Regions from separate parts of the Homo sapiens genome. Here region 1 is linked to region 2. A link is a contact called in ENCODE Hi-C data. All regions are on one chromosome and are shown on one strand. The core of a region is the stretch at or near the end of the contact, and the rest is flanking DNA. Distances in the headings are between cores, read along the strand shown.

The links. Hi-C counts contacts between places; a loop is a spot of excess contacts on that map. Pooled maps may share reads with other maps.
Region 1: a pooled map shows a loop between it and region 2 (5-fold over the local background). The contact joins the promoter of SAAL1 here to the enhancer-like site in region 2. A Hi-C loop is called at or near these places in 6 of 50 pooled maps.

The regions. Positions count from the first base shown.
Region 1 is chr11:18,103,263-18,110,231 of GRCh38, reverse strand. It overlaps SAAL1 (serum amyloid A like 1), which reads left to right and starts at 4,150. Exons shown (of 12, transcript NM_138421.3): 1 at 4,150-4,325; 2 at 6,886-6,969. The coding sequence starts at 4,191. It also overlaps the pseudogene HIGD1AP5. RefSeq lists enhancers at 3,945-3,994, 4,145-4,404.
Region 2 is chr11:18,614,005-18,620,683 of GRCh38, reverse strand. It overlaps SPTY2D1 (SPT2 chromatin protein domain containing 1), which reads left to right. Exons shown (of 6, transcript NM_194285.3): 2 at 3,695-3,809; 3 at 4,586-6,121. Among named protein-coding and RNA genes, the nearest start is that of SPTY2D1, 17 kb to the left of the region's middle. RefSeq lists an enhancer at 3,872-5,071. Within about 2 kb of position 4,508, at least 2 of the 41 ENCODE cell types and tissues checked have a DNase peak (open chromatin) inside an H3K27ac peak, as active enhancers do.

The DNA.
Region 1 (6,969 bases), core at 2,901-5,400, 510 kb after region 2:
AGAAATTTTCATTTTAAATGAATTGGAAGCTTCAAATCATGACTTGGACCTGGACTTTCTAGTTACCATTTTGAGATAAACTAAATGCCATCAAACCTGTGGCTTTAAATTACTACCTGTATAACACTGTTTGTTTTGTTTTGTTTTGTTATTTGAGACAGAGTCTTGCTCTGTTGCCCAGGTTGGAGTGCAGTGGCATGATCACCACTCACTGCAGTCTCAACTTCTTGGGCTCAAGCTACCCTCCCACCTCAACCTCCTGAGTAGCTGGGACTACAGGTGCTCCCCACCACACCTGGCTAATTTTAAAAAGAACATTTGTAGAGACAGGGTCTTACTATGTTGCCCAGGTTGGTCTTGAACTCCTGGGCTCAAGTGATCCTCCCACCTTAGCCTCCCAAAATGCTGAGATTACAGGCATGAGAACACCGTACCTGGCCTGTACAGTACTTTCAATAACCTTTGAGTAACTAGGGAAGGCATGAATTGACTTGTGTTCAGGATCAAAGTGAGAGATATTGGGACAAAAAAAAAGAAAGGAAAAAAAACCTGCTTTCTGGTTATAAAATGTAATTCTGTTTGATTAGCACACTGATGACATTGGAGAGTGTGTAATAACTAAGGATTATGATTAATCCAATTCTGTGCACCTGAGATCCAAAGAGAAAAGAAAAAAAACAAAACTCATGGAGCCTAGCTGTGAGTATCAGACTCAAATAAAAGTTGAGAAGACATTGGGAGGTTATCTCAGTAATGCCAACAACTTACAAATGAATTTTAGACTGGCCTCTTTCTTTTTTTTTTTTTTTTTTGAGACAGGATCTCACTCTGTCACCCAGGCTGGAGTGCACCGGTGCGATTTCAGCTCACTGCAACATCCACCTCCCAGGCTCAAGCCATCTTCCCAGCTGGGAATACAGGTGTGCGCAACCATGCCTGGCTAATTTTCATATTTTTTGTAGAGACCAGGTTTCTCCATGTTTTCCAGGCTGGTCTTGAACTCCTGACCTCAAGTGATCAGCCCACCTCAGCCTCCCAAAGTGCTAGGATTATAGGCATGAGCCATCGCGCCCAGTCCTGGCCTCTTCTTTTTAAAACTCATTTTTATTTTATTAAGAATAAAACAAATAATATACCATGAGTATATGTCAAAATTTAACATAAATTATATATCATAAACCAGCAAGTATTGAATTGTGGACTCACATCAATATGATGGTTGGTAAACATAACCTATATGTGTGTATATGATAAAAGAAATGAGTTGGGAGGCCGAGGCGGTGGATCACGAGGTCAGGAGATCGAGACCATCCTGGCCAGCATGGTGAAACCCCGTCTCTACTAAAAATACAAAGAATATTAGCCAGGCGTGGTGGTGGGCACTTGTAGTCCCAGCTACTCGGGAGGCTGAGGCAGGAGAATGGTGTGAACCCGGGAGGCGGAGCTTGCGGTGAGCCGAGATCGTGCCACTGCACTCCAGCCTGGGCGACAGAGCGAGACTCCATCTCAAAAGATAAATAAATACATTAATTAATTAAAATAAAATAAATAAAAGAAATGAGCTGGGTATGGTTGCTCATGCCTGTAATCTTAACACTTTTGGAGGCTGAGGTGGGAGGATCACTTGAGATCAGGAGTTGGAGACCAGCCTGAGCAACACAGGGAGACCTTCTGTCTCCAAAAAGGTAACTCTCTGCAAGCCTGACTGCTGAAACTGCCTCTTGTAAACGGAGACCAGTTTTATCTAACAACTGCTGAAACAACCTACTGTGACTCTAAGACTAATTTTACCTGCTGCCATCTCTCACCAATCCTAGCTTGCAAGCTCCCCCAAACCTTACTAAAACCAATAAAATTTCTTTCAAAACAACGTGTAACATTTCTCCTTTTTATAAAAGCCCCAACCTTCTCTTTGTACTTCAGATATATTGAAGACGCCCACCTGTCTCATCTGTGTGTATGCCCTGAATTGTAATTCTTACTTTCTAAATCAATTGCTTTAAATTTAGAGATTCATCTCTATGTTTTGTTTGACTTTGACGTAAGTATCACAGTAATTCTAGGCAAACATTGGACACCTTCATTATGTTTTCTAATATAGTTATGACTGAGTATTTAAAATATTCATGTGGACATTTTATTTTAAATAATTTCGGCCGGGCGCGGTGGCCCGCGCCTGTAATCCCAGCACTTTGGTAGGCCGAGGCGGGCGGATCACGAGGTCAGGAGATCGAGACCATCCTGGCTAACACGGTGAAACCCCGTCCCTACTAAAAATACAAAAAAAAAATTAGCCGGGCGAGGTGGCGGGAGCCTGTAGTCCCAGCTACTCTGAAGGCTGAGGCAGGAGAATGACGGGAACCCCAAGGGGCGGAGCCTGCAGTGAGCCGAGATCGCGCCACTGCACTCCAGCCTGGGCGACAGCGAGACTCCGTCTCAAAATAAATAAAATAAATAAATAAATAAATAATTTCATGTCTCCATTCCTGTTTGGTCATTATATTGATATTTTTGAAATTTCATGTGGAAGTAGCTTATATCATCTATAAATTTAATTCCATTAAATCAAAGTGGGTACTTGTAAATCAATTCCATCATAGGTAATTTTTTTAGTTTAATGTTTACGATTCTTATGGAGAAAGAAGTGTTTTTCATTTACCTTTGCATGGGTGCTTAAAATACACATTTCTATTTCAAGATGACACTGAAAAATTCTTCTAATATAACAGCAGCAAAAATGTAATTCTGCAATTACAAAAGTGCTAAACTGAAATCCATAATTAAGGTTTTCTCATGTTTACAATTGTGGTTCTTTAATCAATACTAATACTATGCAGGTCTGTTGTAAGGTTTCTAGATTCGGTTTAAACACACGCACACAATACTGTCAGTTGTAGGAGGCTTTACAAGTTATATTTCATGCACTTTTTTTTAAAGAGTTCTAAAAGAGCCAACCAGTCCACAAGACAGACAGAAAAAAAGTTAAATTAACTGGAGTAAATTGGACTCTTAACATTCGAAACATGCAAGATTCTGCAGCAAACTGGGAGTACTTCAGGATTGGCCTGCTATCTTCCTTAGTATTAATTTCATCTTAACAGTTTAAGAAGTTGGACATTTTAACACCATCAAGCGCATTTAGGTGACGTGTTTCTTGTGTGTTAACTTGGCTCCCCGGAATGATCTAGTTAGTGAACTAGTCACTAATAATTTGGTCACCAGGCAAATCAAGCCTACACGAAAGGAAGCGACTATTCAAAATACCGTAGTATCATCTGAACCTACCCAAATAATTTATGTTCAACATAAACATGTAACTTCAATAATGAGATGACTCATTAATGAGTCAAGCTCCTCCAACAAGACAAAGACAACATCTCTTCTTCTAAGGTTTAAGTTTTGCATAGAAATCCGGATACATGGAATAGCCCATACCAACAGTCATTGCTCCTACAACAAAGCTGGACTGCCACACGCATGTGGATCAGGTGACGTGATATTTTAGTATTTCCCCTGCTTTTCAATTTGTATAATCCGTATGCAGCAACTACTGCAAAACCTGCCATTCCAATGGGGACAAATGGTGCCTCTTTAGTTTTTCGAATCACTTTGGATCCCTGGAATCCCTCACAAGCCATCCAGCTTCCCCTACGGATATTTTTAGGAATGGCAACAGTGGCCAGAGATCAGAGGATTATATTATTAGGGTTATACAACTTTTATATAAAAAAAGTGGCTTCTGACCAGGCGCGGTGGCTCACGTTTGTAATCCCAACACTTTGGGAGGCCGAGGCAGAAGGATTGCTTGAGCCAGAAGTTCGAGACCAGCCTGGGCAACATAGATCAGAAGGCGAATAGAATAAGTCCGCTAGCTTTGAGATTCACATCTGTTCCTGAGGCTTCCTCACTGCTCCCCACCCTTCCTTCTTCAATCAGTCTAAGAGCTCCTGGAGAAATGGAACACCTGATTCAGTGAGGGTGACAAATAATTATGAGTATGTTCGTGCCAGGGTCCTCGATAGGATGGGGTGGGGGAGGTCAAGCCGCCTTGGCAGCTGGCCAGGCTCCGAACAGCAGATGGCGCTGTAGGGGGAGTCCCACCGGGTACGCCGGGCGCTCTGGCACTAGGGCGCCGGTCGTCTCCTCCGCAGCTTCCGGCACGGCCTTCAAGCGCGGGACGCGACAAAGTCATGGACCGCAACCCCTCGCCGCCGCCGCCGGGTCGCGACAAGGAGGAGGAGGAGGAGGTGGCCGGTGGAGACTGCATAGGGAGCACGGTCTACAGCAAACACTGGCTCTTCGGCGTCCTCAGCGGACTCATCCAGGTGTGGAAACTCGCGCCACGCGTGGGGTGTCCCTACATCCCCCAGGCACCGGGGCTCCGCCTCTGGCGAATCCTCCTGCCCCGGGAGCCGCCATCCCCACAAAGACCCCTCCCCAGGCGTGCGCTGCGGGACCTTGCTCCTTGCGTTTCGCCGGCCGCTGCGGACCCCAAAACTATCTGGGCCCCCTCGGGGTCTCTCGACACAAAGGGAAGTATAATGGTAGGGATGCTGAAATACTTGCCGTTCTATTTTGCTTTCCCAAGTTCTCCAAAAATACATGATCGTGTAACTGCATTCCTCGGGTTTTGCTCCCCATCCCCACTGTCATTTCTGAAGCCCAGGTCCTTAATTTATGTATTTCATGGACTATCGTTGTAATAGAATAAATGGTGACTTTAGGGTTATACAACTTTTATATTAAAAACGTGGCTTCTGACCAGGCGCGGTGGCTCACCTCTGTAATCCCAACACTTTGGGAGGCCGAGGCGGAAGGATCGCTTGAGCCAGGAGTTTGAGACCAGCCTGGGCAACATAGACCTGGTTTCTACAAACTTAAAAAAAAAAAAAAAAAAAAGCCGGTCGTGACGGTGCACGCCTGTAGTCCCAGCGACTCAGGAGGCTGAGGCTGGAGGATCGCTTGAGCCTGAAGTTGGAGGCTGCAGTGAGCTATGATCCAGCTTCTGCACTCCAGGCTGGGGGACGGAGTAAGACCCTGTCTCAAAAAAACAAAAAACGCAGCTTCCTTACCCACTAGCTGCAGGTCACCTAACGGCTCAGAACCTCTATTTGTCCCTTAATTTCTATAAAATGGGATTATAATATTTATATTATATATAAGGTTATTGTGTAGGTTAAGTGAGATTATAATGGCAACAGAGTGCTTAGCATGGTGTTTGGCTTATAGGAGGCTGTCAGTAAATGTGTTTTCTTCCCCCCATGTTTCCCTAATTGGTTCCTCTCCTCCTATTGTCTATCCTCTCCAGTCAATTTTCTACACAGCTGCCAGAATAATCTTCTTTAAAGACAGGGCTATTCATGATACTGCTCTTAGTTCTTTTTGCCTGGGAGAAAAATGCATGTTTCTTGAAGTTTGGAATCCAGGGCTGTTTGTACATTTTCCAGCCTCATCTTCTCATGATACACTGTGTTCCATCAACTCTGAACTGTTCACCATCCCCAAACATGCTAGGCCCTTTCTTAACTCTGAACTCTTGTGCTTTCCTCTGAATACTCACTTCTCTCCTTCTTCACATGACAAACTACTATTCTTCCTTTAAAATTTAGCTTAAATATCAGCACCTAAGGGAAGGTTCCCCATCTTCTCCTAGGAATAGGTCATTGGTCCATCGTTTTTGCTACCAGAACTCTTTGTCCACAATTCAGTTGAATCACTTTGCCTTTTCTAATATGACTATCCCTTTACATGTCTTTCCCCACTAGATCCTAAAAGTTAAAAAAAAAAAAAAGCTTAAATGTAAGGGATTATATCTTACTTGTCTTTGTATATCTACCCCAGTGCCTAGCAACAGTATTTACTTTGTGAATGTTGAAAGAGTAGATCTACCCAAGGTACTACATTTTTAAAAGAAGATTTTTGCAAGAGAAGATACTTTGCTGATAGCCTCTTTGTGACTTCTAAACGATTATGGGTTAATATTAAAGTAAGTGCTCACTTAACATCAGTAGGTTCTTGGAAATTGTGACTGTAAGCAAAATTACTGATAATGAAACCAATTTTACCATAGCTAATTGATATAAACAAGAGTTAAGTCCCTGTGGCATATTTCTGGACACAAGAACATCACCAAACTTCTAAATGAGGACCTAAAACACTTCTAATATTAAACATTGAGATAAATGTGAGCTATAATACGTTTAGGAAAGGTTAATAAAAACAAGATAATTATTCACCCAGTTTTGGTGAGTTAGTGAGTGATGGTGGTTGTAGTGATTATCACTACAACCTTTATTCTTTGATTGTGTTAAATCAAGGAATAAATGTTTACAAAGCAAAAATGATCACCTCTTACTACTGTACAGTCCAAAAACAATAACAAATAAGGCAGGCTTACTGAGCACTTTCCTACCACATAATTATTGTCACGCATCTCTATGGTTATTGTCTTCTTTACAGATTTTTGTTTTATAATAATTTGTATTCATCCATTTCCCAACCCACTTGCTCTGGTTCAGGGTTGAGGGTGGCTGGAGCCTGTACCAGCAGTTCAAGGTGCAAGGCAGAAACCAGCCCTGGACAGGATGCCATCCCATCACAGGTACACACACACCCACACTCACTCAGATTGGGACCATTTAGATACCCGTTGTGCTAATGTGCAAATTTGGGGGATGTAGGAGGAAACTAAAGTACCTGGAACAGACTCATGCACTCTTGGGGAGAACATGCAAACTCCACACAGACAGTGGCCCTGGCCAGGAATCAAATTTTTTTCTCATCAGCGTTACGAGGAAATGTTATTTGATCACCTGCTGTATTTGGGTACCTGGTTAGTATTGTAGACAACTTTTATTCATGTTTTCTTTCTTTGTGTTTCTGAAGATTGTTAGCCCTGAAAACACCAAATCTAGCTCAGATGATGAGGAGCAGCTGACGGAGCTTGATGAAGAAATGGAGAATGAAATT
Region 2 (6,679 bases), core at 3,259-5,758:
CAATCTCCTGACCTCATGATCCGCCCGCCTTGGCCTCCCAAAGTGCTGGGATTAAAGGTGTCAGCCACCGTGCCCGGCTTAATAGTATGTATTTTTATATGAATTGGAAAAATATAACTAGTTGTTCAAGTCAGTCATTTTGTGGATATTATTGCTGAGGTAAAGCTATAATAACGGCTCATGATGTTTTTGTTTTTGTTTTTTTGAGACCGAGTCTCACTCTGTTGCCCAGGCTGGAATGCAGTGGCGTGATCTTGGCTCACTACAACCTCTGCCTCCTGGGTTCAAGTGATTCTCGTGCTTCAGCCTCCCAACTGGCTGGGACTACAGGCGTGAGCCACCATGCCTGGGTAATTTTTGTACTTTTAGTGGAGACAGGGTTTCACCAGAGTTCGAGGCCAGGCTGGTCTCGAACCCCTGACCTCAAGTGATCTGCCCGCCTTGTCCTCCCAAAGTGCTGGGATTACAGGCGTGAACCACCGCACCTGGCCAACTCTGTATGTTTTTTTAAATTAGTAAGTAATGGTAGGGGTAGTATACCACAAAGGCAAAAATCATAAAGGTAGTATGCAAATGACTGAAGCTTACTGAACACTGCATTAAACTATGCCCCATTGACACTGATGTTTTCCCTTTTGGATACCAGTATTCAGTCAAGAGCAGCTTTTCGGTTTGTCATATCCCACTTTCTATCTCTTGCAGTCCCAGGTTAAGATGAAAGATATCTATCCCAAAATCATGTTAGATAGTGCTCAATGCTGGGTTATTTGGACAGCAAACCAGTCCTGTTTAAAATAAGTAATGCTAATATATGTATTTGCATTTTTCTTGGGGAAAACCTTGCATGGGGCTTTGATTTGTATGGGGCTTTGTAACTCTATGAGCTATATAATGGACAGGGACAGGAAATTTTTGTTTTTTGTTTATTGAGACGGAGTCTTGCTCTGTCACCAGGCTGGAGTGCAGTGGCGCAATTTTGGCTCACTGCAGCCTCCGACTCCCTGGTTCAAGCAATTCTCTTGCCTCATCCTCCCAAGTAGCTGGGCTTACAGGCAGGCACCACCACGCCCAGCTAATTTTTGTATTTTTAGTAGAGATGCAGTTTTACCATGTTGGCCAGGATGGTCTCGATCTCCTGACCTTGTGATCCGCCTGCCTCAGCCTCCCAAAGTTCTGGGATTACAGGTGTAAGTCACTGCACCCAGCCTTTTTTTTTTTTTTTTTTTTAAAGAGATGAGTTCTCACCATGTTGTCCAGGCTGGCGTCTTAACTCCTGGGCTCAAGCTGTCCTCCCGCCTCAGCCTCCTAAAGTGCTAGGATTACAGGCTTGAGCCACTGCGCCTGGCCAGGAAAATCTTAAGTGTTAGTGAAAAAAAATCCACCTTCTTCTGCTTCCAAATCCCTTAATGGGATGGAGTGGAGTGAGTGTGTGCCTCTGCTTATGAGTTTTTTGTATGTCTTCATTTGAATCATATTCATGGTGCCCTTTCCACAATGAAAATGTAAGCTCCTTGTGATTAATACCTATGTTTGTGGTTCTTTTCTTGTAAACAAGGGCAATTTTATATATATCTAGTTAGGTTAGCAGTATTACTTCTCCTTTCTCCTCTCCCTTTCTTTCTCCCTTTTCTCCTTTAAATATTGAGCCCCTATCCACTATGGAAAGAGTCTAAAATTAAATTTACAAAGATATGGACTTTAAAGGATCTCACTATGGCCTAGCCAAGGTGACTGGGAAAGAAATCTGGATGCTGTCTTGGGACTTCTCTCTATTAGGGATATGTCACTTCTCAGCATTGCTATCATGCAAGATTTTCAGGTTGAATTAGAGCCTGCTTCCTTGGCCAGCTGCTTTGTTGGCAGACTAATTTAGTTGAAACTTCCAGCCTGTTTCAAGATACGTCGTATTTGGCAGCCTTATAGTAAGCACATATCTTTTGGTTTTCCTCCAAGAATTTCATACATATTTGGGAATACTTTTTTGGTTCCTAAGTTGTTCCTAAGTTGTCTCAATTTGTTCTTGGACATGTTTCTTTTTCTGCTAGCCACAGCAACAGGTACGTTAGATGAGAATGCATCTGCCTAACAAAACAAAAAAAGGAGGATACTTTAAAAATCTTATTTCCTGGATTTAATGTGGAATGGTCGTAGAGGTGAATCATCCCTGGTCTGAATTTATTTTAGCTCTATGTTCGTCATATTTCTCTCATAATAGGTACTTATAAAGTGGAAATATTTTTCCTTTTATAGTTCAAATTAACATTACTTGAGTTTAGTAATTTCTTGATGCAGTTATATAAAAACTGAGGTCCAGAGACTTCATCTGTGCCAGGATAATGTAAGCTTTTTTTGGGTGTTATAGGAACCTGTCTAAAAAGGAGGTTGTGAGGCAAATTAACATTTAGTGAACATAAGAGCTACAGTTAAAGGTTGCTGGGAATTGGGCCTTTATTGCATAGATTTTTTGAAATGCTTTTTTGCTGTGGTTTGCCCCAGCCTTTGTGTGTGGTCAAAGTAAAACCTCAGTGTTTCCGTGTTCTAAGCAAAATAAAACATGTAGCTATGAGTCTCTACTAGGAAATCATCTGGAGTAGTCAGGAGAGAAAATAGTTGTGAGGAGTAGTTTTTTCTGTTCGTTTGAAAAGTTGGACTTTGAAATGCTTCTTTCTAAGGCAGGCTATTTTTAAACTCAGAATTTTATACATTTACTTACTTACTTACTTACTTATAGATTGATGGATTGAGACGGAGTTTTGCTCTGTTGTCCAGCCTGGAGTGCAGTGGCGCAATCTCGGCTCACTGCAACCTCTGCCTCCTGGGTTCAAGCCATTCTCCTGCCTCAGCCTCCTAAGCAGCTGGGATTACGGATGTGCGCCACCATGCCCGGCTAATTTTTGTATTTTTAGTAGAGACGGAGTTTCACTATGTTGGCCAGGCTGGTTGCTAACTCCTGACCACAGGTAATCCTCCCACCTCAGCCGCCCAAAGTGTTGGGATTATAGGCGTGAGCCACCGCACCTGGCCTAAATCAGATTTTTTTTTTTTTTTTTTTTTTTTTGAGACGGAGTCTTACTTTGTCGCCCGGGCTACAGTGCAGTGGCACAATCTCGGCTCACTGCAACCTCTGCCTCCCGGGTTCAAGCAATTCTTCTGCCTCAGCCTCCTGAGTAGCTGGGATTACAGGCACCCGCCACTACGCCCAGCTAATTTTTTGTGTTTTTAGTAGGAATGGGGTTTCACCATGTTGGCCAGGCTGATCTCGAACTCCAGATCTCATGATTCGCCCGCCTCCGCCTCCCAAAGTGCTGAGATTACAGGCATGAGACCCTGAGCCCAGCCTAAATCAGAATTTTAAAACACAAATAATCGATTCTTCTAAGTGGTGATTTCATTTAGTTACCCAGTCCAGGTTCTTTTTTGGAAAATAGCCTGAAAACAGTGTTTCTGTGAATTGTTCATTTATGCATTATTTTGGGATGTTACATGGAAACTTTGTACCCCAAAATCACCATACGTAATAAATAGTCTGAAATTTTATAGCTAAGCTTTATTATGGGTTATATGATCTCTCAATTATTCAGAATAGGTTTCACAGTTAACATTTATACCTCTTATTACCTGGCACAGTGCCTTATACCTAATAATGTATTTTAAAAGTTGAATTGCTTCTAACTTTTACTGTTTTTGTTTTTAGAAAAGGTATAGTTTGGCAGTGGGGCCTCCAAAAAAAGACCCAAAAGTTAAAGGTGTCCAATCAGCAGCTGTACAAGCTTTTCTTAAAAGGAAAGAAGAGGAGCTGAGACGAAAAGGTATGTATCTATAGCCTTATTCTCAATTTTAAAGTATTCCATCTTCACCATCTAGCTTGTACTAAACCAGTGGCTGTCTATAAAAACATAACAGGCCAACAGATTTGGGAGGGTGTGTGTGTGTGTGTGTGTGTGTGTGTGTCCAGGTTAACTGACTGTATTCATGGCTTTACATATGTTACCTCGATCATTTGTATAAACGTTTTCTTTTTTTCTCCCCTTGAAGTAACAGCTTTTTGGGGGTTAGTAGCCATGTCTTCTAATTGGCCATAGTAAGTCCCCAGTAAGAACTCCATTCTTTCTTTAATCTTGGTTCTGAAAGTGTTTCTACCCATTTTGTATTTTAATTTTTATTAACAGAATGCTATCTAAAAGGCTAAAATAGAGATAAGTTTTAAAGTCTTTATTTCGAATAGTTCTACTTCATGCAAATACAAAGAAACTGATTCAATATGTTTAAGTATTCATTGAATCATAATTAATAACAACTACTAAGTGGATACTAATGTTCTCTTAACTTGGTAATGTATTTGGTTTGAAGTATTTTGTATATTTAAAGCTGAAAACCAAGTCTCCCACTTGCTTAGTCATATAGAAAAACCCATATGTCTCCCACTCATTATGTAAAGATGACTCAATTGATACTTGTTCACATGACTTCCTCATTTGATTCCTAGATGTCTTCAAACTGTAACCTGAACGTTGTGTTTTCACTTGAGCATACTGCAATCTTGAGATCTCGAAGTAATAACATATTCTTGTTTTGTCCCTTTTAGCCTTAGAGGAGAAAAGGAGAAAAGAGGAACTAGTGAAAAAGCGAATTGAGCTCAAACATGACAAGAAAGCAAGAGCTATGGCCAAGAGGACAAAGGATAATTTCCATGGTTACAATGGGATTCCTATTGAGGAAAAGTCAAAGAAGAGGCAGGCAACAGAAAGCCATACCAGCCAAGGAACCGACCGAGAGTATGAAATGGAAGAAGAGAATGAATTCCTCGAGTACAATCACGCAGAGTCAGAGCAGGAGTATGAGGAAGAGCAAGAACCTCCCAAAGTTGAAAGCAAACCAAAGGTCCCCCTTAAAAGTGCCCCACCACCCATGAACTTCACTGATTTACTCAGGCTGGCTGAGAAAAAGCAGTTTGAACCAGTGGAAATCAAGGTAGTGAAGAAATCAGAAGAGCGACCTATGACCGCAGAAGAACTTAGGGAGCGAGAATTCCTTGAACGAAAGCATAGGAGAAAAAAACTTGAGACAGATGGAAAACTACCTCCAACTGTGTCCAAAAAGGCACCCTCTCAGAAAGAAAGTGTGGGCACAAAACTTAGCAAAGGTTCTGGAGACAGGCATCCTTCTTCCAAAGGAATGCCCCTTCCTCATGCTGAGAAGAAATCAAGACCCAGCATGGCCAATGAGAAACACCTCGCTTTGTCTTCATCCAAATCCATGCCAGGAGAGAGGATCAAGGCAGGATCTGGCAATAGCTCCCAACCCTCACTTCGTGAGGGCCACGACAAACCTGTTTTTAATGGAGCTGGAAAGCCTCATTCCAGCACCTCTTCACCAAGTGTCCCAAAGACTTCTGCTAGCAGGACTCAGAAATCTGCTGTTGAGCACAAAGCCAAAAAATCTCTGTCCCATCCTAGCCATTCCAGGCCTGGGCCCATGGTCACCCCACACAATAAGGCTAAGAGTCCAGGTGTCAGGCAGCCAGGCAGCAGCTCTAGCTCAGCCCCTGGGCAGCCCAGCACAGGGGTTGCTCGACCCACAGTTAGTTCTGGCCCTGTGCCTAGGCGCCAGAATGGCAGCTCCAGCTCAGGACCTGAGCGATCAATCAGTGGGTCCAAGAAGCCAACCAATGACTCAAATCCCTCTAGGCGGACAGTCAGTGGTACATGTGGCCCTGGACAACCTGCAAGCAGCTCAGGTGGCCCTGGGCGACCCATCAGTGGTTCAGTTAGTTCTGCAAGACCCTTGGGCAGCTCTCGTGGCCCTGGCCGGCCTGTGAGCAGTCCACATGAACTTCGACGACCAGTGAGTGGCTTGGGCCCCCCGGGGCGGTCTGTCAGTGGCCCTGGGAGATCCATAAGTGGCTCAATTCCAGCTGGACGGACTGTCAGTAATTCAGTCCCAGGAAGACCAGTGAGCAGCTTGGGACCTGGGCAAACAGTTAGTAGCTCAGGTCCCACTATAAAGCCTAAGTGCACTGTTGTCTCCGAAACAATTTCTTCCAAGAATATCATTAGCCGGTCCAGCAATGGACAGATGAATGGAATGAAGCCTCCCCTATCTGGCTACAGAGCTGCCCAAGGTAAAATTTCCCCTCACCCGAAAGAGTATATATTTGTCATTAGGAAATTGGAAAGAGTTTTTATATTATCAGGGACCCTTTGAACCCCTCATGTGCTGTCCTTTAATGTGCTGTAGTGTTGATAGAATCGTGATGTTTTATCTGCCTTGTGGTTGAGAGTTCCTTGTTTTTTTGTTTTTGAGACAGGGTCTTGCTCTGTTGCCCAGGCACAATCACAGGCTCAAGCAGTTCTCCCACCTTAGCTTCCCAGGTAGCTGGGACTATAGGCGTGTGCCACCATGCCTGGCTAACTTTTTATTTTTTATAGAGATGGGGTTTCAGTATGTTGCCTATACTAGTTTCTAACTCCGGGGCTCAGAGATCCGCCTTCCTCAGCTTCCCAAAATACTGGGATTATAGTCATGAGTCACTATTCCCTGCTGAGAGTTCCTTTAATGGCTTGGAAAGGTCTTTAGAAAGAGACTTGTCTAGGATCTCTGTGTTCACCCTTGAAATGTCCCTAAGTGTGATAAACTTAGCTTTGTGATTTGTGAACATTCAGGGTGAATGTACGTGACT